2 separate regions of the Homo sapiens genome follow, and region 1 is linked to region 2. A link is a loop called in an ENCODE intact Hi-C map of the cell type or tissue named here. Cell type or tissue: Calu3. All regions are shown on one strand. Links, peaks and the distances in the headings refer to the core of each region. The heading gives the core; the rest is flanking DNA.

Region 1 (2,923 bases), core at 250-2,749, 140 kb before region 2:
TAAACATCAAATGGTCACATCAACCCCAGAGTTAATAAACCCCTATATAATCACCAGGTGAGAAGTTTTTTTCCAACCTTTTCTTTCAGTTCTCTGTTTTACAATGGCAATACAGCAGACCCTTGCACAACACAGGTTTGAACAGTGCAGGTCAACTTACACACAGATCTTCCTCCACCTCTGCCACCCTGAACCAGCAAGCCCAACCCACCCCCTTCTTCCTCCTCCTCAGCCTACTCAATGTGAAGATGACAAGGATGAAGACTTTTATGATGATCATCTCTGCCTTGTGATTTTCTTAATAACATTTTCTTTTCTATAGCTTATTATTTATTGTAAGAATACAGTATTAATACATATAACATATGAAATATGTGTTAATCAACTGTTTATATTATCGGTAAGGCTTCCAGTCAACAGTAGGCTATTAGCAGTTAAGTTTTTGGGGAGTCAGAAGTTATATTTGGATTTTCAACTGTGTGAGGGGGTCAGCGCCCGTGACTCCTGCATTGTTCAAGGGTCAACTCTAGTGTGTTTTTTCCTGCCTTTTTCTAAATATAAAATAATATTCTCAAATAAGCTTTTTCACACAGCACATGCCTCCTCTGAAGATTCTGACACATGCCCTGCCCTGCAAACTGTTGGCAGGAGCATAATTCAGGGAATACTGGCAGTGTCTAAAGCAGAGAGTACTGAGTGTACATTGTCGTAAGGAGAGGAAAGGGCAAGGGGATGAGCCTTTGTCAGGACCAGATGGTCTCAGAGTGAAAGAATGAAAAACAAAAAGGAGGACAATGTGGAGGGCAAGTGGGAAGATACACAAGGTACGACACTTGTGTAGTTCTGGAAATATCAGGTGCCTGTGGATGAAGAAACTGCTCCTGGAACAAATAAAATGTTATGCAACAGAAGAGATCATTTGAACACCCTGCTCCATTTGAAGCTTATCAAGGACTCTGTGTGGATTATGAAAAAAGTTTCCCAACAAATATTTATTAAGTACCTACTGAGGACCAGGCTCTGTGCTACCATGCTACATAGGTAGTTTGGCGGGATCGTTAAGTTATAGATCTGAGGCCTGTTTGTCGGGATGTTTTTCGTTTCACACCCATAGTGACACACCAGTCTCTTCTGGCTTGACTGCTTTCTCCTGTAAGCATATTACCTAATATGCACTAAACACATAATTTTATCTATATAAACACAAGAAACTGAGGATAGATATGCTGATGTCCAGAGAAAATGCACCTGTACCAAATGGGGTAAGGAAGAAGAGTAGAGACGTTGGCCCCAAACAAACTGGTGTCAGACCCGGACTGAGACAGACCAGCTGTAAATATAAAGATTCCGACATGGAGTAGATATTCGATACATGACAGTTATTCTAAACATTATTTGCTACTACTACTACGGAAACCTTGGGAGTACTGAAAACTCATAATACTTTTTTGGCTGATGTTATTGCAGGGTTTCTCAACCCTGGCCCTCTGACATTTGGGGCTGATGATTCTTTGTTGTGAGAGACTGCCCAGTGCATTGTAGGGATGGCCTCTACCCACTAGATGCCAGTGGCAACCACCCCCTCTACCTTCATTTATGAAAACAAAAACTGTCTCCAGACATTGCCAAATGTCCCCTAGGGGGCAAAATTGCCTCTGATTGAGAACCACTGAGTTAGTTGATTAATTGATGTTACCCACTTTAAAAGAAGCTCCCAAGCTTCTAATCATATTGATCATTCCATTGAGATACTGGGTGAATCTAATTGCATACTAATAGCAGCTTCAGTTCCATCCACCCTATAATATATCATTCTATTATGATTGCTTCCCTTTCCTCTTTTCATGAGCAAAAAAACTAATCATGTTTTCCTCTCTGATTTCCAGTGATGATATAGACACATTTTTGTTTCTAAAACTGGAATCATACTGAGTTTCTAAAACAACATAAAGCCACTATTAAAAATAAGGAGTTTCACAATAGCTGAAGTTCAGAATGTTCACCCTAAAGAACCCTTGTAATCCCCATTTTGAAAGTAATTATTGGATGTTTATACTGAAAACATATATTTTCAGTTCATAGAAAGAACAGTGAGAGAAATGACCCCTCCACAACCTGTTCAGCAATTTTAGTTCTTCTCTCTCCAGAATATGCACTACAGACCAACAGGTCTTACACCTTTTTAAAAGCCAAGGAAAGACAGAGAAGTGGGGAAATTCTCACCATTCCTAATGGCTCCAGACACTCTAGATGGTTCCATTCAGGAGAAAAATTTGTTTTACAGCATAAACTCAAAGTGAGGGAAGAAGTTAAAATTCATGTCTTAAATGTTCTATAAGTTATTGATCAAGAAATCAGAAAGCATTTATTGCATCTCAGCCATAGAGCCAGTATCATGCTAGGTACAAGTCTTCAGAAAAGTCCAAAGTATGGATTGGGAGAGAGAGAGGAATAATTAAAAATAACTAGAAAAAAATTAGAAATAACTAGAAAAAATAAAGTCCTGGGCCAGGCGCAGTCGCTCATGCCTGTAATCCCAGCACTTTGGGAGGCCAGGGGGTGCGGATCACTTGAGGTCATGAGTTGGAGACCAGCCTGGCCAACATGGTGAAACCCTGTCTCTACTAAAAATACAAAAATTAGCCAGGCATGGTGGCAGGTGCCTGTAATCCAAGCTACTCAGGAGACGGAGGCAGGAAAATCACTTAAACCTGGGAGGCGGAGGTTGCAGTGAGCCGAGATCACGCCACTGCACTCCAGCCTGGGTAACAGAGCAAGACTCTGTCTAAAAAAAAAAAAAAGAAAAGAAAAAAGAAAAAAATTAAGTCCTAAACAGAGGATTAACTGAAAGGACAATAAAGTTTGAAAGAAGGCAAAGTATGTGAGAACTATAATGGTTCATTCATTCATTCAGAAATATTGG
Region 2 (2,923 bases), core at 280-2,779:
ACATGGGGATTACAATTCAACATAAGCTTTGGGTGGGGACACAGAGCTAAACACAGCATATTACCTATCAGAGACTAATAGTGGAGTCCCATGTTGGGCAGAAACAACCCAGATCTATTACCTCTCCTGTGCTCAGTAATGGGCTAGAATCAGTCTGGGGAGGGTATGGTCTCATCACCCCTGTGGTGGATCCTGAAGCTGTAGCATTTAGAGGCTGTCAGCCAACTATGCTCCTTGCAGAAGGTTCTTTTAAAGGATAATCTGATGGGCCACTCCATGGTGGCCACAGAAATGTATTTAAAGTATACTTTCTTCCAGAGTCTCTCCCTCAGTTCTCAAAATAAAAGAAAAACTACAAAATCCTTTCTATAAAATAGGAACTGGTAGATTGTTTATTTCTAGAGACAATATTAAGCTTTCCCTTAAGTAGAATTGTAGAATTCAGAATCTAGTACAGTGCCTGGCACATAATAGAAACCCATAACTATTTGTTAACTAAATTGTGCCATTTGATTCATTTCCTCTCCTCAGGTCTAATAAGATGATACCCTTTATTAAGGCCAGATACTTCAGATTTGACATTTCTAATCCTTACAATAACTCTACAATGCAGACATTGTTAGACATTTTTACAAGTAGATACACTGAGGCTCAGAGAGGTTAAGTAACTTGCCCAATGTCACACGACTATAAGTGGTGGTTCTAGGATTCAAATCCAGTGCTGCTCTGAAGCCTGGCACAGGCTCCCTTTCCTCTTTGTCCTTGGTAGCCTAAGGAAAACTAATTAATGCATGTGAGAGGTGGCAATCACATAACGTGAAGCTGAAATAGGTCTCATATATTATCTAAACCAGTATTCCTCAGCCCTGGCTGAACATCAGAACCATTTCGAGAACTTTTAAAATATTCGGATGATCAGGCCCCATCTCAGACCATTTAAATCACTATTTTGAGAGGTAGACCCAGGCATCTCTATTTTTTTGTTCTAAAGCTTTTAAACATGGGAACTTCTAATCTTCTCAAGATTAGGCACCACTGGTCTTGTCCAAGCCCTCTCATATTACAGATTGGGTAACTGAGTCCCAGAAAGTGAAGTTATCACATCTGACAACCAAACGTGCTGGAACCAGAGCTCATATGAAGATTTCTTAGTCCCATGTTGCCCTCTAGGAGTTTACCTGAAATTGTTTGTTGAAGCCTATGACACTGCCATGATGAAGGACTCTATTCACACAGCAGTCCTTGTGTGCCCTCTGGTGGGTTAAAGGGGTAAGAAGTCATTTCCTGGGGCAGTACTTAAAAGGGTGGGTGGGCGCTCTGCAGAAGGTTGTATTGCCTAATCAAAATGTTTCGTGTGGATTTATACAAGCTGGCTGGTTAGGTAGTGGGGATTTATATCACCGTTCTACTTTGAAGGAAGAAAACAACAAGATAAACAAAAACAAAACCCACCACCTTGAATTGGATCAGTGCCTTGTCTCCAAAGACTTGCTATATAATGCCATCTTTTTTTTTTTTTTTTTTTTTTCTGAGACAGAGTTTTGCTCTGTCGTCCCAGGCTAGAGTGCAGTGGTGCAATCTCGGCTCACTGCAAGCTCTGCCTCCCGGGTTCACGCCATTCTCCTGCCTCAGCCTCCCGAGTAGCTGGGACTACAGGTGCCCGCCATATAATGCCATCTTTAAATCCCATAAGGCACTACCTCACATTAGTGCTCTGGGAGAAATTTTTTAAATCTTAGAGTATCTTTTATCAAGGGTGTAGACTCTTTTGGTTCATCTTACAGGTTTTGCAAACAAACCTGAGGACAAATTCTAGCTCCACAATTTATTAATCTCATAAACTTCAGTGAGTCACGTGGTATCTTTAATCCCCAGCTTTACCATCTGAAATGGTCATTATAACCTAATTTATACAGTTCTTGTGGAGATTAAATGTGTATATGTAGGCATGGCACTGGCCCTGAAACTTATTAAGTCCCCTCCACCCTCATGCTTCACAAAATGGTTATCCTATTATTGGTAGACCCCTGTTGGGTGCATTTCTACTATGTCTGGACAAAACTCTCAAATAGGAAAAGAATATTTTCAGTGCAAAGTGATGTAACCTGTGCATTGGCATCCCTCCTGTGGCCTGCTTCCCTTGTCCCCAGAGAGCACTTGCCACTCTCCTGCCACCCTTTGTTGCAGACTTCCACAGACCTTCCCGTGGTAAGCAGAATTTGAACTCTGATCTATCCCTCATCAAAATATCTTTTGCATGTAGCTGTATTCTCATTCCTGGGGCATTCCAACATGAAAAGGTTGAGAAGATGAGGAAAAGCCACAAAAGGAGACAGCATGAGTGATCAATATGCAGTAGGAGAGAAATCAGGAGAGTGTTATTCTACAGGCCAAATAAAGAATGTCTCAGAGGGAGGAAATGATTGACTGGGTCAAGCAAGACAAGGACCAAGAGGTGACCATTGGATTTAGCAAAGTGGAGGTTATTGGTGGTGTTGACTAAGGCAAGTTTGCTGTAGTGGTTGTGGTGAAATTGTGATTGGAATACAGAATTGGATACATCAAGCACAGACTCTTCTTTTGCGATGTTTTTCCTGTAAAGAAGTGCCAGGCAATGGGGTGGAAGCTAGAGGAAATGGCTTTTTAAGATGAGAGAAATAACAGCATATTTATAATGCCAGTGAGAATGAGCCAGTAGTGAGAGAGAAAACTGATGATGCAGAAAGGAGAAGGGAGAACTGCTAGAGCAGCATCCTTCACAGGTCAGAGGGATTGAGATTTAGTACAGAGGTGGAGCGCCTTATAGGAACAGACATGCTGCACTCATAATAAAGGGAAGGGCAGGCAGAGTCTATGGGTACAGATGCCGTTAGGTGAAGGTAGAGATAACGAGAGGTTTGCAAAAGTTCTCTTCTGATAGCTT

What was found. A loop is a pair of places that touch in the nucleus more often than their neighbours do. Peaks named below come from ENCODE experiments on the same cell type or tissue, not always from the same donor. Only the 100,000 strongest peaks of a DNase experiment are listed, where the experiment ranks them.
Region 1: a loop joins it to region 2, with 10 times the contacts of the local background. A loop is called at or near these places in 59 of 110 quality-filtered maps.

The regions. Positions count from the first base shown.
Region 1 is chr11:94,761,072-94,763,994 of GRCh38, reverse strand. It overlaps a transcript of AMOTL1 not described here. Among named protein-coding and RNA genes, the nearest start is that of AMOTL1, 5.8 kb to the left of the region's middle. In Calu3, for the core only: a CTCF peak has its summit at 1,611 (motif pointing right); a DNase peak (open chromatin) is centred at 1,604.
Region 2 is chr11:94,621,642-94,624,564 of GRCh38, reverse strand. The region is part of intron 4 of PIWIL4-AS1 (PIWIL4 antisense RNA 1); the gene reads left to right. Among named protein-coding and RNA genes, the nearest start is that of LINC02700, 15 kb to the left of the region's middle. In Calu3, for the core only: a CTCF peak has its summit at 1,238 (motif pointing left); a DNase peak (open chromatin) is centred at 1,254.